Regions from separate parts of the Homo sapiens genome. Here region 1 is linked to region 2. Evidence: chromatin loops called from intact Hi-C (ENCODE). Cell type or tissue: HepG2. All regions are shown on one strand. Links, peaks and the distances in the headings refer to the core of each region. The heading gives the core; the rest is flanking DNA.

Region 1 (15,448 bases), core at 4,537-12,536, 1.7 Mb after region 2:
AAAGACTACAGACCAATATCCCTGATGAACATAGCTGCAATAATCCTCAATAAAGTTCTAGTAAACCAAATTTCACATAATATTAAAAATATCATTTACCATCATCAATTGAGATTTATCCCAGGGATGCAAGGATGGTTCAACACATGTAAATCAATAGATGTGATACATTATATTAACAGAATGAAGGATAATACCAAATGAATATCTCAATACCTGCAGAAAAAGCATTTGACAAAATTCTGGCCAGGCACAGTGGCTCACACCTGTAATCCCAGCACTTTGGGAGGCCGAGGCGGGTGGATCACCTGAGGTCAGGAATTCAAGGCCAACCTGGCCAACACGGTGAAACTGCATCTCTACTAAAAATACAGAAAATTAGCTGGGCATGGTGGTGGGCACTTGTAATCCCAGCTACCCAAGAGACTGAGGCAGAATCACTTGAACCCGACAGGTAGAGGTTGCAGTGAGCTGAGATCATGCCACTGCACTCCAACCTGGCAACAGAGCAAGACTCCATCTTAAAAAAAAAAAAAAATGACAAAATTCAACTTTCTTTCATGATTAAAAATCTCTCAGCAAATTAGGTATAGAAGTAATGTACCTCAACAGAATAAAGGTCACATATGACAAACCCACAGCTAATATCATACTCAATGGAGAAGAGTTGGAAGCTTTTTCTCTAAGATCTGGTACAAGACAAAGATGCCCATTCTTGTCACTAGTATCCAAAGTATAGTACTAGAGGTCCTAGCCAATGCAATTAGGCGAGGGAAAAAAATAAAAGCCATCCAAATTGAAAACACAGAAATTAAATTGTCTCTGTTTGTAGATGGCATATTCTTATGTAAAGAAAACCTTAAAGACTTTAGAACTAATAAATAAATTCAGTAAAGTTTCAGGATACAAAATTAACATACAAAAATCAGTGGCATTTCTGTACATTAATAGCAAGCTATCTGAAAAAGAAATCAAGAGAAGATCTCATTTATAATAGTTAAAAATATTAGAAATAAACTTATCCAAGAAGGTGAAAGATCTGTACACTGAAAATTACAAAACATTAATGAAAAAATTGAGGAAGACACAAATAAATGGAAAGGTGTCCTGTGTTCATGGATTGAAAAAAATAATATTAATATTGTTAATGTTCATTCTACCCAAGCAGTGGGGCAGAGAGTGAGGATGATTAATGAATACAAAAATGTAGTTAGACTAAATAAGATCTAGTATTTGATAGCACAACAGGGCAACTACAGTCAACAATAATTTACTGCACATTTTAAAGTAATTAAAAGAGTATAATCGGATTGTTTGAAACACAAAGAAAAGATAAATGCTTGAGGTGATGGGTAACCCATTTACCCTGATGTGCTTATTATACATTGTATGCCTGTATCAAACTATCTCATATATCCTATAAATATATACACCTACTATGCATATACAAAAATTAATAAAGAAGTTTTTAAATTAAAAAAAAGCTCGTACTACCCAAAGTGATCTGCAGATTCAATGCAATCCTTATAGAAATACCAATGATGTTCATCACATAAGTAGAAAAAACAATCCTAAAATTCCTGTGGGATAACAAAAGATCCAAAATAGCCAAAGCAATCTTGAGAAAAAGAACAAAGCTGGAGGCATCACACAATCTGACTTCAAAATACGCCATAAACTGTATTAACCATAAAGCATAGTACTGGCATAAAAACAGATGCATTGATCAATGGAACCAAGAGCCCAGAAATAAATTCATGCATTTATAGCCAATTGATTGTGATTATTCACAAAAGCTAAGATACGGAATCAGTCTAAATGTTCATCAATAAATGAACTGATAAAGAAAATGTGGTGTATATATACCCAATGGAAATCTATTCAGCCTTTAAAAAGAAGAAAATCTTGTTATTTGCAACAACATGGATGAATCTGGAGGACATTATGTAAAGTGAAATAAGCTAGACACAGGAAGACAAGTACCACATGTTCTCATTCGCGTGTGGGAGCTAAAAAAGTTGATCTCATATAAAGAGAGAGTAGACGGGTGGTTACAAGCTGTGGTGGTTATGAGTTGAAGGAGGAATTGAAAATATGTTTTGTCAAAGGATCCAACTTTCAGTTAAACAGGAAGAATATGTTCAAGAGATCTACTGTACAACATGGTGACTGTAGTTAACAATATATTGTATTCTTGAAAAATGCTAAGAGTGGCTGTAAAGTATTCTTTCGACAAAAATTACTGTGTGAGATAATGCATATGTTAATTACCTAGAGTTAGTCTTTCTACAATGTATGTATACTTCAAAACATCATGTTGTACATAGTAAATACATACAATTTTATCTGTCAATGTAAAAAAAAAAAACTACATTTTTTTAAAACTTAGAAAAAAAAATTTACCATCAGAATCAGCCCTCATTGAACTCACAGTTCACTGGATCTAAACAATGAAATCTTTTTGCCTACACTCTGTCCAAGTCACCTTGATATCTTTAAGAGCTACAATAATTTAACTGCAAATTCCCATCAATCTCTATTACCTTCCAAAATCATCAGTAGTATCCCCTTCTCTCACAGATCTCTTATCCATTCCAGCAGTGGTACAGCCCTCTCCATTGCTGCCCCAGGAAACTGGTGAGGAAGGCACCCGTGAGGCTGAGCCTTCTTGGCCTCTGCCGGTCATACCCAGCAACTCCCTGAAAACTATAGTATCCTGGAAGCCCTACAGCCTCCTTACCTCATCCCATTAGCCCTTCAGGGTCCTCTACTGCCCCAAAAGAAGACTGATATTTTGCAGAGTATAATTAACTTTGCAAAGTATGGACAGACTCTGGAAACACTGTGGCATACTCTTGCTCTTCACAGTCCTGCATCCTTTTCCCATTTTCTCTCTTACACGTTTCCCTCCTGTTACTCTTTCTTTTGTCTTTAATTACTTCAGTTTTTGCATATTCCTGTCTATGTCTTGGGCTTCCTGTTGAAGTTTCTGTCAGCATTGCTTAAAGACACAAATCCAGTTTTATCTATGAGTAGAGTGAGCCACTGCCTAAGGCATGTGATTTCAAGGGTTCCAGGAAACAAGACACCTAAATTCTACATTCCTCTATTACCAAAATTTTTTTCCGTAATATCCATAATGACTTACAATGCTTTACTTTATTCAATCAAGATGTACTGAGCCTCTACCATGTGACAGGCACAGTTCTAGGCATTGGGGATAGAACAGCAAACAAAACATTAAAATATGGGGCAAATATTTTTATTCCACAATTAGGGTTCCCTTTGAATGCAATATTGCTGAGAGGTAACACACAGATTTACATAAATGCTGAATTATTCATGCACATCATCAATTTTTTTGTGAAAGTCATGCATCAGTAGGCAGACAGGGGGAACGATTTAAGGAGCAGCTCTAGCCCTTTTGGTTCTCCTGTGGTCAAATCACAAAAGTTATTATGACAACATAATTTTTTAGAAAGAACACACACATTGCAGCTACAAATACGGGGTTTAAAGATAACTCCATTTACTTGCAAGCTCTGTGATCCAGAGTAAGATAACTAACTTCTCCGAATCTCTGTGCTTTCATCTGGAGAAATAGAGAAATCAATATCAATATATCAGGATTATAGAGCAAGATTGCATGTGTAAGCCCCTAAAGCAGGATTGTGCCCAGTCAGCCCTCAGTAAACATGAGCTTTCTTGCCATTCCCAAAGCATCCTGGTTTATGGCCAGAGACCAGTGAGCTAGAGTAACTCTAATAACACCTGCACGTAATGGCTAAAATTGCTTTAATAAGGGATAGAGACTTTGACGTCACAACTAGAGGTGTTTCCATAATTAGCAAAATTGCCACCCCTAGTTTGAGATCTGATTATACCTACTTCTTTTGCATGCCCAGCCTGCCCTGGCAACCCATGAGACAAAACACAGGAGGTGAGGCTCCCTCTGAGCCCTAGAAACTGTTCAGGGTATTGGTCCTTTCTTGAATGAAGGAAGGCCAGGCCAAGGAGTGCATGAGGGCAAGGGTTGTCAGACCTCACACAATACAGAGAGGGAGAAAGCAGGCATTAAGGGGAAGAAGACAAACACTTACTTAGTGTCATTTCTCCCCCTTTGATGTCATTTTGTGTCACTTTATTTACTGACTCTAGGGAATCAATTAAAACAGTGCTAATTTATGGGTCTTAATGAACAAGGTATTATGCAAACTGTAAGCATGGCAGGCTTCTTGAATTGGAGAACACTCAAAAGCACAATCACCTGATGTGACATTCTCGCTTCCAGATTCCAAAACAGCATAGGAATAAACATGATGAATACAATTGTGTGTGTGTGTATGTGTGTGCACGCACGTGTAGGATGCATGCTGCATGTATAATAGTCTACACTTTTTCTCACACCTACTTCTCTCCTTTCTAAGAACCCAGGCAGAACGTTTACTAAAAAATACAAAGTTTATCTTCATAATACACAGTGATGTTTTGTTTTACATGTCACTTCTTGGACTAACAGAGAAATGTATCCCTTAATTGTCCACTCATGTAATTGGTACTTTCGAATCCCTACGATTAGACAGACACCACCTCAGGCTCCAGAAATGTTAAGGTGAATAAAGTACAGTCTGCTACTTTAGAATCACAAGCAATTGGAGGAGGAAGACATCTAAATGACTGCAGCACCTTATTATACCACAGAGGAAAGATACTCTGGGGAGTAGGGAATGCAGTAAAAGTCAGGACAAGCTTCACTGAATCACTTAGAAAGAAAATATCCCCTCCATCTCCTGTGTTGATCAGCCTGTGGTTTCCCTAGAGCCCTCCCTCTTCAGTCCAGCACTGTGTAACTCTGAACTGAATTCCATTTCCTGCCTGAACAGAGAGCCCTGGCAGGATTTGTGCATGAGGACTTTTTGTCAGTGGACTCTTCTGTCCTGAAAAGGGGGAGTTATCCTCAACTGACATGCTCATGGCCAGTGGACCTGGTCACAGCCAAGTCCCATTCACCAGGATCCAAGCCTCCTGCCTGCCACCCAAACAGTTGGCCATCTGTGGCACTCAGTTGAATTTGAAACTGAACCTTCCAACAGCAGGCTAAATCATAGCCACTGCCCAGATAGAAAAACGAAGCCAGCCCTACTGAGCATAACCATTTCATGGTTTCAGTTGACTTTCAGCCAAGCATCCTCATATTTACCTGTGCTTGTCTCACTGCTGTCACTGTCATAATATGCAGCTTGCAAAGTTCATCTTTACTTGCAGAGGCAGTGTGCTGGATGGTTATTAGCCCAGGATCTGTAAACAGACAGCCGGGTTTGAATCCTAGTTCCACCACTTGGGTATTATGTTCCCTAAGAAAAGTCATCCACTCTGTGCTTCACTTTGCTTATCTATGAAGTGGACATAATAATAGTTCATTCCTGATAGGCTTCAGTGTAAACGGTAGAACAATATGCATTTAGGCAGCAGCAAGGGTGGATGTGGCGCCCTGGAGTGTTTCCCGTCACAGCCCCAGCCAGCCCTGCCTGTTCTGCTCCTCTTTTCTGGCATTTTAGCTCTCATGGCTTCTGCTTCTCTTCCATCATCATCCCTTTCACCTCCATGTTCACATCCAATGATGTCATCTTCTTTCTTCTCTTCTTTCTTGGTGGCATATGTGAGCTATGATGGGAAAACAAGAGGAACATTCCTCGAAATGTCAGGATTCCAAACCAAGGGACCGATATGTATTTACAAGGTTAACCTGATGAAACTTGAGCATAGCAGTCTTGTTCCCTGGAGATGTTTGCTGGTGGTATTGATAAACGAGCAGTGAAAAATGCTTTTGAAATTAAAGCTTCGTCCAGCCAGTTCATATATGGGTCACAACTTCCTCTCTTTGCTGTTGGAAGTTTATAATGAGGTATAGTGTAGTATATCTCAGGCCAGCTTCCTTGGCATAGATGGCAATTTCTTCAGTCCAGAACTTACAGTTCTATTTACTAAGATTCTGGGTCACATCCAACTTGCAAGAACTTTGCATCCATCTCCTTGAACCCAGCCTTGGGGTGCAAAGAGACAAACTCCTGGTCACCTTACTCCTTACTTATCTGTCTCCTGCTCCAAACCATGTGATGCCAGATGGCAAAACCATGTCTTATGAATATCCATATCCCCAGAACCAAGCCTAGTGCTGGCATGTAGTAGACACACTATCAGTATTTGTTTAATAAATTGATTTAAAGATAAGTCCCTTGTTCTTGGAAGCATTTCAGCAGTCCCCACAGGAAGATGAGGATGGGCAGTTTTGTTTTTGATGAGGAACCAACAGCACAATGTGCATGGTGACAGATGGCACACAAGTCAATGGCACACAGCTAGCAAATCAGGGTGGTCCTGCTGGAAGGGGAGGTTAATAACGCCAATGGTTACTGCCATCTGTTGTATTTAATCCATTTTCCCTCTCAAGACAGAACATCTTGGAGAAACTAATGCAGCACAACATTCTTATACTTTCTTAAGGTAAACTTTCCTCTCTGCTTATAGAAAGGGAGCTCACTGCTGACTGTGGGGATAACAGAACATGGTGCTTAGAGACAGGGAGGAGAGCCAGACTTCCTGCGTTCCAAGCTCAGCCCAGCTCTGCTAATCACTAGTTACATGACCTGGAGCAAATTGTTTAACCTCTCTGAGTCTCAGTTTCTTGATCTTAAAATACAAGGCTTATAATATTACCTCCCTCAAAGGAGTGTTGAGAGGTGAGAATTGAATAAGGTAACATGAGTACAGCATGTAGGGCATGCTTGGCTTGGGATGTGCTGTGTCGGTGTTTATTTAGTAACAGTATTATCCAAGTGTGATGTTGGATGGAAGTCCTGTAGGATGAGAATAAGGGGAAATGCCAAGAGGGAAAACCAGCTAGTGAAGAATGTCCCTGTATTTCTGGCCACCGTGGGCCAGGCCTGGCGGGGAGCAGTAATTATTGTAATTAAAAGCAAGTTTCAGTGTCTCAGAGACCCAAGTAGGATGGAGCCACTTGTCATAGGTTTTGCCTTGTGAGAAGGCAACGCTGTAACAGGCCACAAAATTGCTCTAACCTTCCGTTCCTAAGTTGTCACATGCTGCCGGATCGATGCCTCCCTGGCACCTGCTATTGCCAGCAATTTCGGCGCTCTTTCAACAGTACCTCTCTGCTGCTGCACCCATGCCAAGAACAGCTCAAGGGGCTGATAAAGAGACCTAAGTGCTAGGGCCACACAACCCAGGCTGACAAGAGGGCAGGGGGAAGAGAGGCTGGGGGCAGGGGGGAAAGGGAAGTGAGAGAGATGGAAGCAAGGAAGCCAGTGGCTGCGGGAGTGCCCAATCTTGTTTTAATATCCTTCTGACCCCAGAAAGAGAAATGACAGTGGAAAGCTTGTTAACAGCAACAGGACACAGAGCCAACCCTTTCTTTTCTCTACTTTCCAGGAGGCCCAGGTGACACAATCGCCTGATTTGTGTTCTCTGTGCTCCCTGGTATTTGGCCTACAGGTCTCTGCATTTTCTCTCCAACCTTTTAAAGCATAATAACAGACCGTGCCTTTCTGAAGCATGTGTTAGAGACAAAGAACACAGGAATATGTCATTTTCTATAAAGGCCAGAAAGGGTGTTGTGACCAGCGAAGTGCTAAAATGACATTTGCACTTAGGTGACAAACAAGCCCATTCCATTCCAGGTAAAGACCAGAGCTTTTTCCAGCAACAGTAAAACACAAGAAAGTAAAGGCTGCCCTCGTCAGGGTGCTCTGGGGATGACAACTGCTGCTTCAGAAGGCAGCAAGTTGCACTCTGGAGACAGACCTTGGATGAAAGATCAGGAATGAAAAGCCACATCTGCTTTCAGGTGGACGCTGCCTAAGGTCTTGTCCTTGAGCAATATTCTCCCAGGCACCAGTGCATTAGGAAAGAAGCAACAAACCAGGAGAGAGTCTTGTTTAAGCTGCCTGCTCACATAAGCAAAGTCTTTGAAATATGACTTTAAATAAACTGAACTTGAGAAACAAGATTTCTAATACTACAAGAATCTGTGAATAGGTGCATTAGACTGATACAAACTGTTAGCTGAATCCAATGCGTTTTTGGATGAGGGAGACAAGCAGCCATTCTCCACACAGCTAAAGAAGAAAAAATATGAAAGTGGCAGTTGAGAGGCGTAGGAACAGGAACACTCCTGGCTCCATCACAAGATTTGCTGCCTGAAATTGGGCAAGGTACTCGCCTGCTGTTGGACTCAGTTTCTTCATCCGTAAAATCAGGTGCCTGGCTGAAGGATGCCTGAGATTCCTTCCAGCCAAGACATGTTATGATCCATGACCTTCATTTTGTACTCTCAGCCAGCAGTATAAGTGCTCCAAAAGAAATAAATGGAGCAAAGAAAAGAATAAAATAAAATAAGAACGTCACGCCAGCCCATCCGTTTTCTACAACCTGTGGGCTCACCCCAATTGAGGGTCCTTGGAGTTAGGGCAAAAGGGTCTACAGTCCTGCCTCACACTTCTAATTGCTGGTATGATTCTTCTTTAATTCGACATACTGAAGTCATGGAATCTTTTTGCATTTTCTTACTTAACAGATAACAGAAACGTGATTGTTAGCAGAAGACAAGTTTTTATTTTTTAAGAAAGATCCTCTACTAAAAGGGTTTAAAATCTTATAGTTCAAGGCTTAATCACAAAATTCCCTAGAAATAAAGCTCTCACATGAAAGCTTTGTACACACACACAGACACACACACCTACTCCATCTGAAATTCAGTACTAAAAGCAATCAGCAATTAAACATAGAACAAAGAGCCCCTACAATGAGCTGCAGTCAGTGACAAGCCAGCTGAATCTTTGGGACATTTCTAATTGGTGAGGAGGAAAATCCATAAGTGCAATAAGCCACTATCGGTGAATAAGCTCATGAGCTACTGAAGGCTGATTTAGGAGTTGTCATTTTGAAGTCTATTTCCTTACCTGGGCCCCACACAATGCCCTCCTCTCCCTCACACATCTCTAACGTGCGTGAAATACGTATTTTTAAAAAGCCAAGTTTTCTTATTTTAATCTGCCAGCCCATAATATGGTTCAGTCAACCCTAAGGCTCTTTTCTTGGCTTTTGCTCTGAGGAGTTGCCAGGAAGGAGAATCACAGCTCCAGACTACTTCTCCTTTACGAAAAAATTGAGGCAGTGGCTGGGCATGGTGGCTTATGCCTGTAATCCCAGCACTTTGGGAGCCGAAGCAGGTTGATCACCTGAGGTCAGGAGTTCTAGACCAGCCTGGCCAACATGGCAAAACCCTGTCTCGACTAAAAATACGAATTTTAGCCGGGTGTGGTGGTGGGCACCCGTAATCCCAGCTACTCAGGAGGCAGAAGAATTGCTTGAACCCGGGAGGCAGAGGTTGTAGTGGGACAAGATCGCCCATTGCACTCCAGCCTGGGCAACAAGAGCAAAACCCCATCTCAAAAAAAAAAAAATTGAGGCAGCAACCTGGATTCTGGGCAATTAAAATACCGGGTTAAGTGATTTTTATGAGTCAGATCTGCCAGCTCTGTAAAACCAACATTCTCCTGCCCTTAGAAAGGTGGATGGCAGCAGGAAATGTTCGACGGCAGCTTGCCCCTGGGGCCCAGCTCGGCCTCAGACCTCTCTTGCTTCCCTGCACCAGCCGGCTGCAGGAGGACCACAGGAACGGTCCCATCCAGCTCTGGAGGCATGTTCACCAAGATGGAGCACACTGTGAACCACAAGCTGGGCATTGTGCCACTCAGAGTGGCAGCGTGAAGCCCCTCACAAGTCATTGCCAGTTCTTCTCTTTACTCTTCTCTTGGAGACACGACAGAAAAATAAAGCCTGAAAGTATAGTAATCGGAAACATTGGGTGTTAGAGTTTAAGGGAGCACTTTAGAAGAGTTTTACTCTCTTACAGAGTACATGACACTCAACACCCTCCAAACTGAAGCTAGACCCCACGTTTCCCTGGCTGTACTAAAAATTTCACAGTATAAAAAAGATTTTCTTATGTAGTACGACAAAGCTGTTAGAGCTGAAACTGATGCTCTTCCTGTTAGGAAAAAATAAAAAAGGTAGAAGGAGGAAGGAGAGAGAAAGAGGGTGGTTTGTGTGAAGATGGGGTGTTACGTGGTCCAGGAAAGTTGGTGTTTGGAGGCACAGAGGTGCTTTGCTGGGGACACACAGGAGGGGAGGCCAGCACACAGAGGTGGACAATGCACAGGGTCTGCAAGACCAGAGGGTAGGTCACAATGAACACATCCGGCTCAAGATCATCAGCACCAGTGCTCAGGCAGCCTGAAAAAAAAGTCACACATTCAACCTCAAAAGTTAGTTGGTGAAGGGCCTGTTCAAATCTATTGGCCATTTTTTACTGGGTTGTCTTTTTCTTTTCTTTTTTTTTTTTTTTTTTTTAGATGGAGTCTCGCTCTGTCCCCAGGCTGGAGTGCAGTGGTGCAATCTCAGCTCATTGCAACCTCCGCCTCCCGGGTTCAAGTGATTCTTCAGCTTCAGCCTCCCGAGTAGTTGGGACTACAGGCGCCTGCCACCATGCCTGGCTAATTTTTTGCATTTTTAGTAGAGACAGGGTTTCACCATGTTGTCCGGGTTCGTCTCCATCTCTTGACCTCATGATCCACTAGCCTCGGCCTCCCAAAGTGCTGGGATTACAGTCATAAGCCACCGTGCCCCGCTTCTTATTGACTTTTCAGAGTGCTTTATGTATTCCACATGTAAGTCCTAGTAAGATATGTATTTCACAAATATATTGTCCCAGCCTGTGGTTTGTCTTTTCATTTTCTTAATAGTGTCTTTCAAAGGGTGAGAGTTCCTAAGTTTGTGGAAGTCTAATTCACCAATCTTTCTTGTTTATGGTCCATGCTGCTTATGTCCTATCTACAAATGCTTTCTTTAACCCACCATTACAAACATGTTCTCTTGGGTTTTCTTCTCCAATTTGTACAGTTTTAGGTTTTAACTTTTGGTCTATAAAACATTTTGGGATAATTTTTTTGTATATGGTGTTAGGTATAAGTCTGGGTTCATTCTTTTATACCAATGTCCGATGCTCTCCACAACACTTGTTGAGAAAACCATCCTTTCTTTATTGAATTACTATGGTACCTTGTAGGAAATCAATTGCCCATATGTGAGTAGACTATTTCTGGACTCTCTTCTGTTCCATTAATCTATATGCCTATTTTTTCACCAATGCCACAGATGCCTCAACCACAAAAAAAAAAAATGTGAATGGCAAATAAGCACATGAAAATATGCCCAACATCATTTCTCATTAGGGAAATACCAATTAAATCCACAATGAGATGCCACTACACACCTGTTAGCATGGATAACATAAAAAATGTTGAGGCAAGGCACAGTGGCTCATGCCTATAATCCCAGCACTTTGGGAGGCAGAGGCGGGTGGATCACGAGGTCAGGAGATCGAGATCATCTGGCTAACGCAGTGAAACCCCGCCTTTACTAAAAATACAAAAAACATAGCCAGGCATGGTGGCGGGCACCTGTAGTCCCAACTACTCGGGAGGCTGAGGCAGGAGAATGCCGTCAACCCAGTAGACGGAGTTTGCAGTGAGCTGAGATGGAGCCACAGCACTCCAGCCTGGGCGACGGAGCGAGACTCCATCCCAAAAAAAAAAAAAATTAAAAATATAAAGCGATGGAGAAAATGAGGAACAAGTGGAACTCTTATACATTGCTAGTACAAGTGCAAAATGGTGAAGCCTCTTTCAAAAAGAATTGGAAAATTCTTATTAAATTATGCATACCCTTTTCCATATGACCGACTTCTAGGTCGTCAAAAGAATTTGACACATATATACACATGAAAGCCTGTAGGTGAATTTTTAGAGCAACTTTAATCCTAATCACCAGATACTGGAAACAACCCAAATGTTTATCAAATGGTAAGTGAATAAACAAATTCAATCACATTATGTTGTACAATGGGAAACTACTTAGCAATAAAAAGAAACAAAACGATCCATTCCACAACATGAATGAATCCAAAAAGCAGATTATGCCTAGTGGAAGAAACCACAATCAAAAGGCTACATATGGCATGCTTTCATTCATACGGCATTAAGAAAAAGGCAAAACTATGCTGACAGGAATCAGTTGCTTCCAGGAGCTGACGGGAGTGGAGGGGATTGACTGTAAAAGAACATGAGGGGCTTTTTGGATAATGGAAATAGTCTCTGTCCTTACTGTGGTGATCACACAACTCTATATTTGTCAACATTCTTGGAACTATACTCCTAAACAAGGGAATTTTATTAGATGTAAATTATACCTCAATAACTCTGGCTTTTAAAAAACTGCTAGCTGGCAGACACTCACAAGATCAGCAATTTGGTGGTGTGAAGGAACGGAGCACTCTCCAGCCTCAGGTGCCAGCCACGGAATTAATGTTGTTTTATGCTAATTAAATTTATTAATATAACTCTGCGATAAGAATACCTGTCTTCTAGTTCCAATATTCCCAAAAGTGATGAGAGCAGGGGAGATGTGCCAACCTGGCAATATTCTGTGAAACTAATTACCTCAGGAATTTGTGTAAGAATGAACCAACACAGGTGCTACACTCAAATAACAAATTAAATACACCCGTCCTCAGAGAGATTTTGCAATACACCCGCAAGAGTTTGTTGCTTTCTGTGAACCTCATACATAAAACAGGGTTTATGGTTATTTTGAGGTTTTGCCACCTCTATTCTCTATCCAATATGGGCATTGGAGGGCTTGTTGTTGACCGCATGTCTTTTTACTGAGTCTTCCTCTGTTTCCTTTGATCCTCCAGCCAATGGCGGCTGTCCATGGTCCCTGAGTGGCAACTCACATGCGTCTCCCGGGCAAATTTGATAACGCATAGGAGATCCAGTCAGTCCAAGGCAAGGGAGCGCATCAAAACAGTCACACAAGCAACACAAACCTGGGGCTACTTGTTCTACACTGCAGGCCCCAGAACAAGAATCACAGGCTCTGAATCTCTACATTTGGCCCCAGTCACAGAGATACCAGCATCTCCCAAGTCTAGGCAGTGTCAGATAAAGTGGGTTGTGCTGGCCTTCTTTCTAAATCCCCCCGGACAAAGAGTTTTTTGTTTTGTTTTATTTCATTTTGTTTTCTGAGATGGAGTCTTGCTCTGTCATCCAGGCTGGAGTGCAATGGCACGATCTCAGCTCAGTGCAACCTTTGCCTCCCGGGTTCAAGTGATTCTCTTGCCTCAGCCTCCTGAGTAGCTGGGATTACAGGTACATGCCATAACACCCGGCTAATTTTTGTATTTTTAGTAGAGACAAGGTTTCATCATGTTGGTCAGCCTGGTCTCAAACCCCTGACCTCCTGATCCACCCTCTTCGGCCTCCCAAGGTGCTGGTATTATAGGCGTGAGACACCATGCCTGGCCAAACAGTTGTTTTTAAATCACAAGCCATTTGAGTCCCTCTATTCCTCAGCTCCAATCATTCTTTCTAACATTATTTCCCGGCCACACCTCCCCTACCCCACCTTATACCCATCCTGCACTCCAGGTACATCAGACTATTGGGCTGACTGTAAGCCCAGTGGGCACTGATTCATTTATATTCCTTTGTCCATATTTCTTCAGCTCAAATGCCCTTCCTGTGAAAAATCTCCCCCTCTGTAAATCATAGTCTTTCTTCAAGGCCCAGCTCAAAGGTCTCCTCCTCTGTGAAGCCCTCCTGACTTCCTCAATCAGAATTATTCTCCATGACTTCTGTTTCCTCAGGGTGCTCCCCTCCACCCCTCATGCCCTGTGGATCTCAGTGCCTATCATGTGCCCACACTTAATGGGGCACTGTCAACATTTGTCCAATTAGACTGTACTTATCTCTATCAGAAGACATCCCTTGCTTAAACACTCCCTTGAATATTTCCAAATAAAAGAATGTCTTGTATCTGGCTCTTTATTGGATTATGTATTGTTTCTGTGTGAAAATTTTCACTCTTATATTGAGGCTATGAACATAGACTCCAAAATAAAAAGCAAAGGAAATTCAATCAATCCAAATATTAAGTCTTATTGAGCAATAGAATAATTGCCTTGCTGAATTCAACTGCTTTTTTAAGAAAGCTATATTCAGTCATGTTGATCTGGGTGTAGAGATAGACTAATGTTCCCATTAGGTATTCCAAGGCATGTTTTTTCATCTTTAATCCATCACGTCAATTTTGGGATTATTTCTTACAGCGTATTTCTATGTTTCCTGGAAAACCAACAGGATATGAAAATGTTGAGACATTTTTACCAGAGAAAATGTAGTGCCTTTATTTTGTCTATAATCTTGTCTTTCTCTGAACTTCCACCTGCTGGTTAGAGAAAAATAAATTAACTAAATGTCTAACCTGGTTTAAATTTAGCTTGATCCAATAATTTAAACAGCCGCTTTAGGGAATACCCAGTCTCTCTTGAATAAAATTGCTCTTTCGAACAGCCTTCCTATTACCCTGCTTCTCTCACGATGATGGCAGTGAGTGTGGGGGTGCGTGGAGGGGGAAGGGGGCTTAGGTGTCCCGCAGCTGCCACATCAGACCTGTTGGTTTTTGACTAGGCATCCCCATTAAGAGGAAACCAGAGACCCTCAGTGTGCCAACTAGATTCTCTTCTCCAACCAACTGCTCTCCCTTCTTAACTATGTGGGCCTATCCCATGATGGTTAGTGTTGGCCCCTCCCAGAATCTCAAAACAAAAACCCATTATCCTCACTGGATATCTTACGTGTCTTCCTACTCCCTACCCTCAGGCAAAAACAACAGAAAAAGAAAAATACACGCTGACCACCTCACTTCTTTCTGTCTTCTGTCCTACCTCTTCTCACTCTTTTTTGGAAAAGAAAGCTCAACTGAAGTGCCAAACCAGCCCCCATCTTTAGCCCCCTCCCCAGCCGACAGTGCCTTTACTAAATGATTCTTTATCCTATCAATATATAAGCCATCTTGTGATCCTGTGAAAATTCTCTGATGAAAAATATTATTCTTTCAATTATCTAATTAAAAGCAGCTCTTCCTTTTAAATAAAACTATGCCTGCCTTGTTTTATTTGCCATTGGTTCAGGCTGATGGTAGGTAAACACCTCTGTCGTGTCTCCTGAATATGAATGCATCATGCCACAATGGAATTGCAATGCCTAGTGACAAGCTGTCAATTTTCCTAAGAGAAGCATCAGAGTTATACGGATGCTTTGTCAAAAGGCATTTAGTCAAATGCACATCTGACCTTTCCTCTTCTATCTATCACAAATTCAACCATAACCACTCCCAGTCTGAGGTTTCCCACATCGCCTGGCTTCATCTGAGCTCAATTCTTCTCTGCCTTCACCTTTACCCTCAGCACTATAGTACTTGTAGCACTAGCTTTTTTAAAAAATCCTCTTCTATAATTCTTTTTTCT
Region 2 (15,448 bases), core at 2,903-10,902:
GGAAATGGCAAGATAACTCAAATTAGAAGGAGGCTGAAGATACGAGTCAATTGCTATAATCTATTTTTTGTTTTGTTTTGTTTTGAGACCGAGTGTCACTCTGTCACCCAGGCTGGAGTGCGGTGGCAGCATCTTGACTCACTGAAACCTCTGCCTCTCAAGTTCAAGCAATTCTCGTGCCTTAGCCTCCCAAGTAGCTGGGATCACAGGCATGGGCCACCACACCTGGCTAATTTTTGTATTTTTAGTAGAGATGGAGTTTCACCATGCTGTCCAGGCTGGTCCCCAACTCCTGACCTCAAGTGATCTGCCCACCTCAGCCTCCCGAAGTTCTGGAATTATGGCATGAACCACTGCCCCTGAACAATTGCTATAATTTTATGATAAAACTTGAATGAATAAAGATTTGATGTTTTAAAATAATTTCAACATTTATATTCAGGGGGTACAAGTGCAGATTTGCTACATGGGTGGATGGTGTGATGCTGAGGTTTAGGATTCCCTCATCCAGGTAGTAAGCATAATAACCAACAAGTAGTTTTTTGGCCCGTGTTCATCTCCCTCCCTCCCTACTCTATTAGTCCCCAGTGTTTATTGTTCCCATTTTTATGTCCATGTGTACTCAAAGTTTAGCTCCCACAATGTTTCATCTCACAGATGAAAATATTGTGTTTGGTGTTCTATTCCTGTATGAATTTACTTAGGATAATGACCTTCAGCTCTAACCATGTTGCTGCAAAGGACATAATTTGTTCTTTTTATGGCTGCATAGTATTCCATGGTGTATATGTACCACATTTTCTTCATTCAATTCATTGGTGATGGGCACCTAGATTGATTCGATTTTTTTATTGTAAATAGTCCTATGATGAACATATGCATGCATGTGTGGTTTTTGTAAAACAATTAAGTTTCCTTTTGTTTATACACCCAGTAGTAGGATTACTGGGTCTAATGGTAGTTCTGTTTTTAGTTCTTTGAGAAATCTTTCTATCACGGCTGAACTAATTTAAATTTCCACCAACAATACAAAAGCATTTCCATTTTTCTGCAGTTGCTCAGCAGCTGTTATTTTTTGAATTATTAATAACTATTCTGACTGGCGTGTAATCCTCTTTTACTGTGGTTTTTTTATTTGCATTCCTCTAATGATTACTGATGTTGAGCATTTATGCTTGTTGTTGACCACTTGTATATCTTCTTTTGAGAGGTGTCTGTTCATGTCCTTTGCTTATGTTTAATGGGGTTATATGTTTTACTTATTGATTTGTTTAAGTTCCTTATAAACTCTGCATATTAGACTGCTGTCAGATATGTAGTTTGAGAGTATTTTCTCCCATTTTGTAGGCTGTCTGTTTACACTGCTGATAATTTTTTTGCTGTGCTGAAGCTTTTTAGTGTAGGTAGTTCCCTTTATTTTACTGGAATTGCTTTTGGGGACTTGGAGAAAATTATTTGCCAAGGCCAATCTCAGGAAAGCTATTTCCTTGGTTTTCTTCTAGGATTTTTATAGTTTGACGTCCTATAATTAAGTCTTTAAATCCATCTGTTTTTTTTGTTTGTTTGTTTGTTTTGTTTTGTTTTGTTTTTTGAAACAGAGTGTCTCTCTGTCACCCAGGCTGGAGTGCAGTGGCGTGATGTCAGCTCACTACAACCTCCGCCTCCTGACTGCAAGCGATTTTCCTGCCTCAGCTTCCCAAGTAGCTGGGACTACAGGCACGTGCCACCACACCTGGCTAATTTTTGTATTTTTAGTGGAGATGGGGTTTCACCACGTCGACCAGGCTGGTCTCAAACTCCTGACCTTAGGTGATCCACCCTCCTCAGCCTCCAAAATGCTGAGATTGCAGGCGTGAGCCACCACGCCTGGCCCATCTTGAGTTGATTGTTGTATATGGTGAAAGGTAGGGGGCCAATTTTATTCTTCTGCATATGGCTAGCTAGCTGTCCCAGCACCATTTATTGAACAGAAAATCCTTTCCCCATTGCTTATTTCTGTAGACTTTTTTGAAGATGAGATGGTTGTGTGTGTGGACTTTATTTCTGGGTTATATATTCCATTGGTCTATTTGTCTGTTTTTGAACCAGTTTCATGCTGTTATGACTACTGTAGCCTTATAGTATAGTTTGAAGATGGGGAATGTGATGCCTCTGGCTTTGTTCTTTTTCCTCAGGAATGCTTTGGGTATTCAGGTTTTTTTTTGTTTGTTTGTTCCATATAAATGTTAGAATAGTTTTTTTTTTTCCTAATTCTATGACAAATTACATTGGCAGTTTGAGAGAATGAGTGGTGAATCTGCAAGTTGTTTTGAGCAGTATGACCATTTTAATGATGCTGAATCTTCCAATCTATGAGCTTGGAATGTTTTTCAATTTATTTGTGTAATCTCTGATTTCTTTCAGCAGTGTTTTTTAGTTCTCCTTGCAAAGATCTTCAGATATATTCCTAGGTACTTCACTGTTTTTTTGGCTATGGTAAGTGGGATTTACTTCTTGTTTTGGCTCTCAGTTAGAACATTGTTGTTGTATATATAAATAGTACTAATTTTTCTACAGTGATTCTGTATCTTGAAACTTCATTGAAGTTATTTATCACTTCTAGATGTTTTTTGGTATAGTCTTTAGAGTTTACTATGTAAAGAATTATATCATAAGCAAAGAGAGATATTTGATTTCTTCTTTTTCTAATTTGATACCTTTTACTTTATTCTCTTCCCTGATTGCTTTGGCTAGGACTTCCAGTACTATGTTAAGTGGTGAGAATGGGCATCCCTGCCAAGTTCCAGTTCTCAAGGGGAGTGGTTCCAGCCTTTGCCCATTCAGTTTGATGTTGGCTATGAATTTGTCATAGATGACTCTTATAATTTTGATATGTTTTCCTTTGATGCCTAGTTTCTTGAGGGTTTTTAAAATCATGAATGGAAGTTTGATTTTATAAAAAGCTTTTTCTGCATCTATCAAGATGATCATATGGGTTTTGTTTTTAATTCTATTTATGTAACAAATCATGTTATTGATTTGTGTATGCTGTACTAACCTTGCACCCCAGGAAAAAAGTCTACTTGATCATGATGAATTAACTTTTTGATGTGTTACTATATTTAGTTTTCTTAGTTTTTTGTGAGGATTTTTGCATCTATGTTCATCGGGAATATTGACCATAAGTTTGTTTTTTCACTGTGTCTATGCCAAATTTTGGTATCAGGCTGATGCTGGCTTCATAGAATGAGTTAGGGAGAAGCCTCTACTCTTCAATTTCTTGGAATAGTTTCAGTAGGATTGGTAGGAATTTTTCATTGTATATCAGGTAGAATACAATTGTGAATTCATCTGACCCAGGTCTTTTTTTGTTTGGTAAGTGTTTTTGTTACTGATTCAATTTAAAAACTTGTTTTTGGTCTGTTAATGTTTTCACTTTCTTTTTGTTTCAATCTTGAGTGATTGCATGTTTCCAGGAATTTATCAATTTCTTCCAGGTTTTCTAATTTGTGTGTGTAAGTGTGTTCATAATAGCTTCTAAGGACCTTTTGAATTTCTGTGGAATTGGTTGTAATGTCATCTTTATCATTTCTGATTGTGCTCAGTTGGATTTTCTCTTTGTGTTTTCTTTGCTAATCTATGTAGTGGTCTATTGCTCTTGTTTATTCTTTTCAATAACGAGCTCTTGGTTTCATTGATTTTTATATGGAATTTTACATATCAATTTCATTCAATCCTCTTATTTTAGTTATTTATTTTCTTCTGTTTCCTCCAGGGTTGGTTTGGTCTTTTTTTTCTTTTTCCTTTTCTTTTTTTTTCTAGTTCCTCTAAGTACAAGGTTAGATTGTTAATTTGAGCTATTTCTAATTTTTTTATGAAGTCATTTAGGGCTATAAACTTTCCACTTGGCACTGCTTTAGAATATCCTAAAAACTGTACAAGTTTTGTCTCTATTTTTCTTAATTTTAAAAATTTTTGAAATTTCTGCTATAATTTTGCTGTTCACCAGAGTTTAGGAGTAAGGTGTTTACCTTCCATGTATTTGTGTAGTAGTGAGATATCTTAGTATTGATATCTATATTTATTGCACTGTGTTCTGACAGTGTGCTTTGTATGATTTCAGTTTTTTTGAATTTTATTGAGATTTGCTTTATGACTGAGCATGTGGTCAATCTTAGACTATCTTCCATGTGCAAATTAGAAGAATATATACTCTGTCATTGTTGGATGGAGTACTCTATAAATGTCTAATATGTCCCATTGGTCAAAGTTTGAGTTTAAGCCCAGAATTTCTTTGTTAGTATTTACCTTGATGATCTGTCTAATGCTGTCAATATGTTGTTGAAGTCTCCCACTATTATTATGTAGCTTTATATATCTTGTCATAGGTCAGGAACAACTTGTTTTATGAATCTGGGTGCCCCAATATTGCGGGTGTATATATTTATGACACTTCTTGTTGAAGTGAACCCTTTCTCATTATGTAATGCCCTTCTTTGTTGATTTAAGGTCTGTTTTATCTGGTATTAGAATTGCAACTCCTGCTCTTATTTTTTGCTCTGTTTGCATGGTAGATCTTTATCCCTTTACTTGGAGCTTGTTGGTATTCTTACATATGAGACAGGTCTCTTAAAGGGAGCAGGCAAGTGGGTCTTGTGTTTTTATCCAGCCCTCTATGCCTTTTACTTGGGGGGTTTAGATAACTTAAATTCAGAGTTAGTATTGCTGTGTGAAATTTTGATATTATCATCTTGTTGTTAGTTAGTTGTTTTGTAGACTTGAACCTCTTATAAGACCAGTCTAGTGGTAATGAATTTCCTTAACATTTGCTTGTCTGAGAATAATTTTATTTCTCCTTCACTAATGAAGCTTAGTTTAACAGGATATACAATTATTGGTTGAAATTTCTTTTCTTTAAGGATGCCGAAAATAGGCCCCCAATCTCTTCTGGCTCATAAGACTTCTGCTGAGAGGTCTGCTGCTAGCCAGATGGGTTTCCCTGACCCTTCCAAATAACTTCCTTTCTTTCTTTCTTTCTTCCTTTCTTTCTTGCCTTCTTTCCTTTCTTTTCTTTCTTTGTTTCCTTTCCTTTTTTCCTTTCTTTTCTTTTCTTTTCTTTCTTTCTTTCTCTTTTTCTTTCTTTCCTTCTTTCTTTCTTCCTTTCTTTCCTTTCTTTGCTTTCTTTCCTTTCTTTGTTTCCTTTCCTTTCTTTTTTCTTTTCTTTCTTTTCCTTCCTTCCCTCCTTTCTTTCTTTCTTCTTTCTTTCTTTCTTTCTTTCTTTCTTTCTTTCTTTCTTTCTTTCTTTCTTTTCTTTTCTTTTCTTTCTTTTCTTTTTTCAAATTGACCTTGCTGAATCTGATTACTATGTGCCTTGGGGATGGTGATCTTGTATAGTATCTTCCTTGGTCTCTCTGTATTTTTAAAATTTCCATGTAAACCTCTCCAATGAGATTGGTGAAGTTTTCATGGACTATATCCTCATATTTATTTTCCAAGTTGCTTACCATCTCTTCTCTCTCAGGAATACTAATGAATCATAGATTTGGTCTCTACATAATTCCATATTTCCCAGAGGTTTTATTAACTTTTTAAGGTTTTTTTTTTCCTACATTTTGTCTAACTGAGTTTATTTGAAAAACTGGTCTTCAAGTTATGAGAGTCTTTCCTCAGTTAGATCTATTCTGCTTGTAATACTTACAATTGTATTATAAAATAAGTGTAGTGATATTTTTTATTTCCAAAAGATTAGTTTGGTTCTTTCTTAAAATGGCTATTTTGTCTCTGAGCTCTTGGATCATTTTATTAGTTTCCTTGAATTCCTCGGATTGGATTTCAACTTTCTCTAGAATCTTGATAAGCTTCCATGCCATCCAGATTCTGAATTATATGTCTGTTATTTCAGTCATTTCCAACGTGGCTAAGAACTATTGCTTGGGAGCTACTGCGCTCATTTGGAGTTAAGGGGACACTCTGATTGTTTGAATTGACAGTCCTTACACTGATTCTTTCTCATCTGAGAGGGTTAGTATTCTTTTAATTGTTGTGTGCGTTGAGTATAGTCGATTGGCTTCATTTCTGGATGTTTTCAGAGGGCCAAAACTCTGTACAGGATTTTTATTTGCAGGTGAATTTTTGCCCTGAGTGTCATACATTTTGAATATTTCACAATATTTTTGGTGTTGTAATTTGGGATTCAAACCAGTAGATGGCACTTAAGAGTAATTGCCATCAGATAGTCCCTGGCTCAGCTGCATGGCTCTTTTCTATTTCAGCATGTTCACAGTGGTGGGTCGGGGGAGAGATGACTCCATCACTAACTTCGCTCCTGGGTCTTTTGGGAGCCCTCTCAAATCACTTGTGCCATGCCCGCATTCCTCTGTTAGGTGTTCCACGCTCTGAGGCTCTCTTGAGCAGAAGCTATAGCTAGCAGATAGGCGATACCCTTCCCAGACAGGTTCTGTAAAGTAAGGCACACCCTGCTTCTGTGCCAGCCCATGAGCCTACATTTCTGACCCCTCTGAGTGTTCTGAGAGTGGGGGCTTCTCCCCTGCTTGAGTGCTGGACACCAGTGTCTGCAAGGCACTCCTTGCGTGCAGCCCTGGGAAACTGGGACTGGCCAGCAGCTCCAGTCTCCTATCCCTTGGGGTTGGGCACTGACTGCACTTAAGTGTCAGAAATAATATCAGGCCATCAGAAATTGGTGAGTTGGGGATGCCAGTGATGCACCAAGGCTGGGCAGTGGAAACTGCTGTACACATGCTCCTGCAGGAGTGGCCAGGCAGGGGCTTTGGGAGAGGCTAGCAGGCAGGAGGGCTTGAAAAACAAATGTGCTCCAATTCTGCAGGAAAATCATCCATGCTCTCTTGTAGGAAAATCAGCCGTGCTGTCTTTTGGGCTCTCAGTATTTTGAGGTAAGAGCAACTCAGAGGAAAATGGGGAGCCTGGGGGGATGGGTGCCTATGGCCCTGTTCGCTGCGACTGCCCTGTGCACAAAAATCCTTTGGCTTAGCACGGGCTGAAATTCTGTCTCTGCTTACTCTTTAGGCAGACTCCTCTGTCAGCTCAAGTGTCCATAGGGGATGTGGAATCTCTTGAAATTAGGATCCCAGAGGTTTATGGAGAGAGAGAGCTGACCCACCATTCCATCGCACACAAGTTCCCTAGGAGGAGTTCGGGAATGGATACTAACCCTGACATTTGGCAACCCCGTGCAGGGTTCTCAGCTTCCTCCCTCTTCTTCAGCCTCAGTGTCTACATTGTCTTTGTAATGATTCTTGGTTTTCTTTCTCCAAAGACGTGTTTTTAAAATGTTGCTTTGCTCAATTTTAGTCTCTTTTCCATGAGAATGCTGCTTTCTGGCTGCATCTATTTGGCTATATTGTCCCCTATCTCAAAGAATTGCTTCTTATAGATGAGCCAATAAAGTGGTTTCTTGAGATGAAATCTACTCCCGGTGAAGATGGTGTAAAATTGTTGAAATGACAAGAAAGGACTTAGAATATTACCTAAACTTAGATGACAAATCAGCAGGAGGGTTTGAGATGATTGACTCCAACTTCGAAAGAAGTTCTACTGTAAGTCTAGTGCTGTGAAACTGCATTTAATGCTACAAATATATATTTCATAAAAGGAAGAATCAGTGGATCAGAAAACTTCATTGTTGTCTTATATTTTAAGAAATTGGCACAGCCACGACAACCTTCAGCAACCACCACCCTGATCAGTTAGCAGCCAGCAATATTGAGACAAAACCCTCCACCAGTGAAAAGATTAATACTTGCTGAAGGCTTAGATTATCATTAGCATTTTTAATCCATAAGGTGTTTTTAATAGACTTGCTACATTGCAATATTTGCTTTAACATTGTGGTCTGGAACCAAACCATATCTCCAAGATATGTCTGTAGATACTTAAATTTAAAATTACATAATTTGTTTTTAGCTAGTGGGAATATCAAAAATATTCTCCAGTGTCACCTCATGTCTCTATTATTAAAGTCTCTCTATACACCTGAGAAGAGGGATGATCAGCTATAATTCATTTCTTTTCCTCTTACCATTTACTGGTTACTGCAGCAGCATTTGGATTATTTCCTATTCTTTCTGTGATTTTCAAGGTGGTGATGCAGGGCTTTGGAATTTTACTGTTCCCCACTCAGCATCACCCCCCATTGATCTCTTTCCATTTCTTTGCAAGAACAATAAAAACAACAATGATTTCATGCATGCTCATCGTATGCAAATTTAAGTGTATGGCAAACATTATCTCTTTTAATTTTACAAATATCAGTGAGGGAGGATCTTTGTTTATCAATGAAACTAGTTTGTAGGTAAAAAACAGATGATCATCAAGGTTACATAATATGTCTCATGTCACATAACTAGTAAGAGAATGCTCTGACCATCACAGGCAGGTCTCTCGAATTCTAAATTACCATGTTCCCTTTTATTCCCAGAGCTCTTGTGTGAGTATCAACTTTGTCAGGGATTGAGGTTAAACATTACCTGAAAAGATACAAGATTTTTCTCAGCCTTGGGAGGATAATCAATGTCAGTATCATAAATCCTCAAAGAATGACGTAGTATATACACTTATATCGTATAATTTATGAATAACTAATAGGTAGATACAGTTTAACATTTAAAGGGATAGTAATAAGAGGGAAATCAAAAGAAGGGAATAATACAGTTTAATGTTTTTGCATGACACTTTTCTACTGAACTTCATAAAAATTTATGATTAGTTATAGCATTAGAAAATGTTGGATTCTATCTAAACACTTTAAGTTATTAAAGACAAGGAGTAAAATTTCTCTCTATATAATTGGTTAGTAGCCAATGTTTTAATTCATTACTAATAAAATTTTATTCAATTACTATAAATGGTAGCAATATTTGACAAAATATATTTTTCATAAAGAAATAAGTTCAACTGAAAATCTCTCCTTAAGACTATTTTCTAAGATGCCTTTTCTACTCTAGAGCTATTTCAGAAATTTATTTAAACTTTGTAAATCCAGGGTAAAAGCTTTTAAAATATGTTAGCTGTTGAAATAGTATTCTGTAGGAAGGCAGGCATATTATTATATTTAAAATTATTGTCTGAAGAGATGTAAAATAAGATACATCTTGAACAGTGATAGAAAGCTGACATCCAGAAAAATAGGTACATGCAATCAGAGTTTGTTGTAATAAAGAATGACAAAATTTCTATACACCAAAGCCATTCATTGAACAAAAGTAAATCATTTCTGAATAGATATTGATTAAAGTACAAAGCATAAAACTGACACGTCAATAAAGGTCAGAATGAAACTATTATAGGAAATAGTTGACATGACATGGTGATATGTTGGACCAATAAGAAACATAATGAAATATAAATGGAATACAATGGAGCGGAAAAATGAAATGTTGAAAACATATGCAGTGATCAAAAATAGGAAAGACTGCAATAAAGAAGAAAAATTCTGGAAGAGTGTTTTAAAAGGAGGTGCTGGTGGCTTTTAACCAAATTGAGTACAGATAAATCCATCCGAGGGTATATGGGATTAATGGATCTGTCTATACAGAGCGGAGCATGAGTGAATTCATGGCTGTTGATCATGATATTCAGGACTGCCAAGTTCCTTTGTGGCTTGTAACAGAGAATCTGTGCCTGTATAATGTATCAGAGTGGGCATAGACTGCCAAAGAGAATGCCTAAGATAACTCTGTGTAGAAGGATGAAATGCAACTTTTTTTGGTCTGTGATTCTTAATTGTTAAATGTGTATTTGCAGCTAAAGTAATTACAAATCGGAATCCCTGTTTTTGTTATTGTTTTCTTAATGTATGGTCACTAAAACTTAATAAAGCTATACTATCTGTGCAATACTATCTTACATTGAGCATTTTTCTTTACTCCAAAATATTTCCCATCAATAAAAACAACAAACAAAATATGTATAAGACCTTTCTTTCACCTCCCTTCTTAATAGCAAACCAAACTTTTTGGAGTGGTTTATTCAGGTTTTATGCTTCTTTCTGCATGACCCGTGCTTTTCAGAAGACTTAACTTGCCTAATGTTAGTTTGCTTACTGAGTTTTCAGAATTTTGGTCTGTGGTTAGTGTCTAATAAATGTGCTTTGAATTCCACTGCTCCTTAGAAATTATTTGTTCCATATGAGTAAATTAAAAAAAAAAAACCTTCTTTTTACATTTAGTAAACAAGAATGTTATTGAAGTTATTTTAAACAAGAGAATGTTGTAAAGATATTTATATAAACCATAAGTAGTTATACCTATGTAAGGTTTTTTTCGTATTAACTATTATTTTCACTAAGAAATAGCCATAATTCCTCACAAGCCAGGATAGCACAATGAAGAAATTTATACTATGAAATCTGAAGTCAAGTTAAATTTTATGTGGACTTGAGTAATTTACTGAGAATCTCTTGGCTTTATTTTCTATTCTGTAAAATGTAAAAAAAAAAAAGTGAAGATTTCAGACAATATGTGAAAAGCTTTCAGTATGTAAGGACTAAGAAAATTGTCACATAAAAACTAAATTCAGAAACCTCCACAATTAAATACTTCATCATCACTTTTTACTCTAACTTTTCCAAATAATAGCTATTTCCAGATTATAAATTTATTTTATATTAAACATTTTATAATTATATGATGATGATGCAGAATGTAAAGTAGTATTTACGTACCACTTTTTATAAATAGAGAAGTAGCACTCTTAAGGATGTTGAGGCATAAATAAGGTTTTGGGAATTGTAATTTAGAATCATATTTTATTATCCCCAAGTACTAGTTCATATCACTTTAAGGTGATTTTAAAAAAGGAAAGTCAGCTTCCTAAGTAAATATTGAATTAGGAGCAAATTCTTCTTTGATAATTTGCCAAAACAACTAAATTATTAATATAGTAATTGTATAATTTTTAAAATTTCTCAAAAATGACAGATAATATGTAAAGAACAGTGCTTTTCCACCTGTCCAGAGTTATTTTAGGGTCAGTTTTAGACATTGTTGTAATACCAAAAAAAGTTTAAATAAATAAATAAATACATTTCATGCATTTTAAAGAGCTTTATTACAAACATAAAAGTTATCTTACTGAAAACAAAGGCAGAATATTTATTTGGCACATTCAGGCCTTAGGAGAAACTAGGCACTGAAATTGAAAATTTGAAGAAGTCAAACAGCTATCCATGCCATTTCCTTTTTTTTTCCTCTGGGCTGGGATGTTTTCTTATCTCTTATTTCTATTCTCCACATGCTTACTTAGAATATGAAGTGACACACCATGAGCACAATTTAACTGTTTGCTAAATAAGAGTAAATTCTTCTTTAAAATGTGGGAGATTTTTAGTGCATAAAGATTCATAGAATGCAAGTTTCATTTTGAGAGATCGAAAGATAGCAAACTGTCAGATGTCTCTGAATCCAAATTCCAGGGAGAAATAATCTCATTGGCACTGTGTGTGTCAGGGATCCACTTCTGGTCATTATACTGTGATTAGGGGCAGAGTCAAAAGTCACACACATAGACACATGCAGCAGCTTAGTTCTCTGAGAAATGGATCTTGCTCTTTGTGCTGGTACTTCAAGAGATGTTTACTATAGGAAAGTTGTGAGCTCTTGTTTCTAGCTACACCATCAGTACTCACTAGGCATACAAAAGTAGAAAATACTTAATGGGAAGAAAATGAAAAAATGCAGTGGGCCTATGTATCTATCTACTTTATCTATCTATCTATCTATCTATCTATCTATCTATCTATCTATCTATCTATCGAATCTTTTGCTAGTGTTATACATCAAAGAAATCTCTTCTATGACATTGAGGTTAAAGAGCTGTCATTAATTGTAGCATAGAAAGCTAAACTCCTGAATATCTCTTACACAATTCAGATATATCAACTTTTCTCAGTATATAGTTGCATCGGTGTTTAGCTTGTACATTCAAAAACATGTAACGCTTTCTGTCTGTGTGCATGTGTGTGTGACACTAATCACTTTGCTATTACAAATAACATGTTTAAATTTTTGTTTTGCTCATGGTATTTCTCTCCTTAAGGTGCTTAATATATAGTGTTTTCTCTTTCTTTTTTCTTTTATTTTCTTGCCAGAAGTATTTTATCAGTGGTCCCTATTGTTTTCCATGGCCAGATATTAATTCTTCCTCAGGATCTGACTTAGAAGTTACTTCATTTTTTTTGTATAAGTGGAAAAGACCCTGTAAGTCTCTCTTGAATATCTGTGTGTTTTCTGTATTTAATGGAAGTTTTGTAATGATTTAACTCTTCATTTTTTAAAAAATTATCGAGACTGTAAAACCTGTCTCAGAGCTTGACACATTGCAGAACTCTGAAAATATCTGTTAACTATATGGATGAATTAATCTAGATAGACTATTTCCATCACACTTAATTATAATAAATTCCAGAAAAAAATAGTTAATACTACCTGATATTAGTCATTCTTGTCTATTCATATAAATTTAATGAATAATTAACCAGATAACAATATGCTTATTAACCAGCATAAGAATATGCTAAATATTGTTAGGTATGCTCAATTACTTACTACATCGTCTTTTACAAAAATAAATAAACATTTTTGGGTTGCTTTCAGCCCTCTCACTTTGTGCCAAAGGTAAGGCCAAGAGGTTGGGTTAAAAATGGATTTCAATAGCAGTCACTTCCCTGTATTCAAACTCTCTACTCTTCATCAATGACTAAGCCTTTGTTATTAGGTCAGGATCATTATCTCTCTTTTCTCAGAATGAGTTGCTTCTCATAAACCTGTTATTCCCCTTGAAAAATAGGCATGTGTCCAGTCACCCCAAGAGTTTTCTCTATTTTGAGATATATCTGAATTTTAATGATAGAAACAGGTTGAAAGTTTTCATTTATCTATTTGTATGTGTTTGTTTTCTTGGTCTTTTCTCACAAGCCTTCTGACTCCTCAAATAAATTTGGTATATCATGCCACTTTATTCACCAAACATATTCAGGGATGCATGCAAAAATCCCTGAAATAAATAGGAGTACTTCTTTATCGTTAATTTTAATTCTCTACTAGGGATTGATAACTCGATGAAGGCTGAAATCAGGGTTATAAATATACATGGCCATTTATAAGTTAAAAGAGATAAATCAAAAAGAATAAAGTAGAAAGAAAGAAAGAAAGAAGAAAGAAAGAAAAGAGAGAAAGAAAGAAAGAGAGAAAAATAAAGCAACCAACCAAACAAAGTACAATTTCCAACTGGTAGCATTGTAAAAGCAATTATAAGTAAGTTTGTATTCTTCTTGTAGCCTACACAATAAAAACTATTGCACAGTGCTAGGCACATCACTTAGGACTCAATACATTTTCAATGACTAACTGGGGGAAGTTAATAAATGTATGCATTTGTTCACTGATTGGAATGGTTAATTTAACATGTCAACTTGACTGGATTCAGGAATAACTAAATAACTTGTAAAGCATTATGTCTGAATGTGTCTGTGAGGGTGTTTCAAGAGGAGACTGGAATATAAATCAATGGACGGAATGGGGAAGATCTATCCTCAATGTGGATGAGCAACATCCAATTGTCTGGGGGCCCAAATAGAACAAAAAGACAAAAGAAAACAATTTCCTTCTCCCTCTGTCCTAGAACTGGGACGCTTTTTCTCCTTCCTTTGGACATTGGAACTCCAGGCTCTCCAGCTTTTGGACCCTGGGAGGTTTGCGCAAGACCCCATCCCTCTTCGAGTTCTCAGGCCTTCAGCTCAGACTGAGAATTAGACCTTAGGCTTCCCTGGTTCTGAGGCCTTCAGACTTAGATGGAGCCACGCTGCCAGCCTCTCTGGTTCTACAGCTTGCAAAGACTTTTGTGAGACTTCTCAGTCCCCATAACTGCATAAGCCAATTCCTCTAATAAATCCCTTCTCTTACATCTATCTACATACACATTATATATGTATGTGTGTGTGTGTGTGTGTGTGTGTGTGTGTGTTTGTGTGTATCTCCTATTTTTTCTGTCTCTCTGGAGGACCCTGAAAAAATAAACCAAGTGAACATTTATAGAAGGTTTGTTTATGTTTAAGAAAACCAAGATGATAAACTAGGAGCTTATAGAAAGGAGTCCATGTTAGTCCAAATGCATCTAGGCAGTGTACAACTTTAAATTTTCTTAGAAATTGATTCCAATAAAAATAATTAGTAAAAGTGTCTTCCATACAGAAATCATGAGGTAAGGTGTCTTTAAAACAGTCCCCTATACATGGTGAAACATAAAATATAGATTCTAAATTCTTAAGGCCATAAGTAAACACATTTAAATATGTTAGGGAAATTTTTAAAATCTAAGTTAATGAAGAATAAAACTGATTCATTAAAAACCAACTTATAAAAAATTAGAATAACATAATTATACAAATTAACATATCCTTAGGAATCAGTTGGCAGCACAATAAAGTATTTTTCAAGACTAATGTTTTCCTAACCTTACTGATAATTAGAATCTCCCATGGACCATTGCCAAAATAGACACCTGGGGACCTGATACAGAAGACAGCGGAAAAGTCTGGAAAATATTGTAAAAATAACCTCCCCTGATAATTCTGATAGTCTATCAGACTTGGGATCCATTGCTCTACCTCTGTAACATATTAGAACTAGGAAAACATAGGAGCTAGATAGTTTAGCTCTAATTAGTTTCTTTTATCTTGTTATCAATGAGCAAAATCCTTCAAATATCATCTTCTTTTACTTAAAATATGCCCATCAAAACTTACCCATGATTTTAATTCTCATCATTCCTCAGTCCTCACTGACACAAATGAATGAGCCTGGGAAAGGAAACATGTGATAGGTGAATCGGTCTGGTTTTTGCCTTCCTCTGCTCTCAAGCTTAAGAATGCATTTGAGTCCACAAGTTACCACAAGGAGTCTGCACATTTGAATTGCTTGGTCTCTATATGGCATAGACCGGGATGTTAGGATAATTACATTCTACTCTGATTTTGTTTGTTTGTTTTTTTGCTACCCCATATGGAATCATCACACCTGCACCTAAACTTGGAACACCTACTGGCCTCCAGAGTCCAAAGAATTGCATGAACTAGATTCTGCTGATGTTTGCAAGATTGAAGTTCTCTAATCCTACAAACAAATAGTCATTCACTGTGAAAGACTCACTATGGGGAGGTTATGAGGTGACATGAAGATATTGTAGCCCTTAGACCAATTATGAAATGTTAAATAAACACACTTCTTGTATTATCCTCCATGACAGAAGATCCAATCCATCCTTCTAGATGTGTGATCTCTTGGGGTGGGACAGGAATCTGGCATGATCAACAAAATACTGCTCTAAACATTTTCATGTTATTGTTTCTGCCTTGTCTTTGGGGCAACCTCCAATGGCTAGGTTACAAGTTTACTCTATTACTTCTTATCATAACAGCAGGACACTTGCATAGTGC

Evidence for each region. Hi-C counts contacts between places; a loop is a spot of excess contacts. Peaks named below come from ENCODE experiments on the same cell type or tissue, not always from the same donor. Only the 100,000 strongest peaks of a DNase experiment are listed, where the experiment ranks them.
Region 1: it touches region 2 in a loop (14-fold over the local background); 2 of 110 quality-filtered maps call a loop at or near these places.

The regions. Positions count from the first base shown.
Region 1 is chr4:57,435,239-57,450,686 of GRCh38, reverse strand. The region is part of intron 4 of LINC02380 (long intergenic non-protein coding RNA 2380); the gene reads right to left. Among named protein-coding and RNA genes, the nearest start is that of LINC02380, 17 kb to the right of the region's middle. In HepG2, for the core only: a CTCF peak has its summit at 7,747; no DNase peak of the experiment used is centred there.
Region 2 is chr4:59,152,197-59,167,644 of GRCh38, reverse strand. No RefSeq gene overlaps it. Among named protein-coding and RNA genes, the nearest start is that of LINC02619, 170 kb to the right of the region's middle. RefSeq lists an enhancer at 7,948-8,449. In HepG2, for the core only: a CTCF peak has its summit at 6,167 (motif pointing right); no DNase peak of the experiment used is centred there.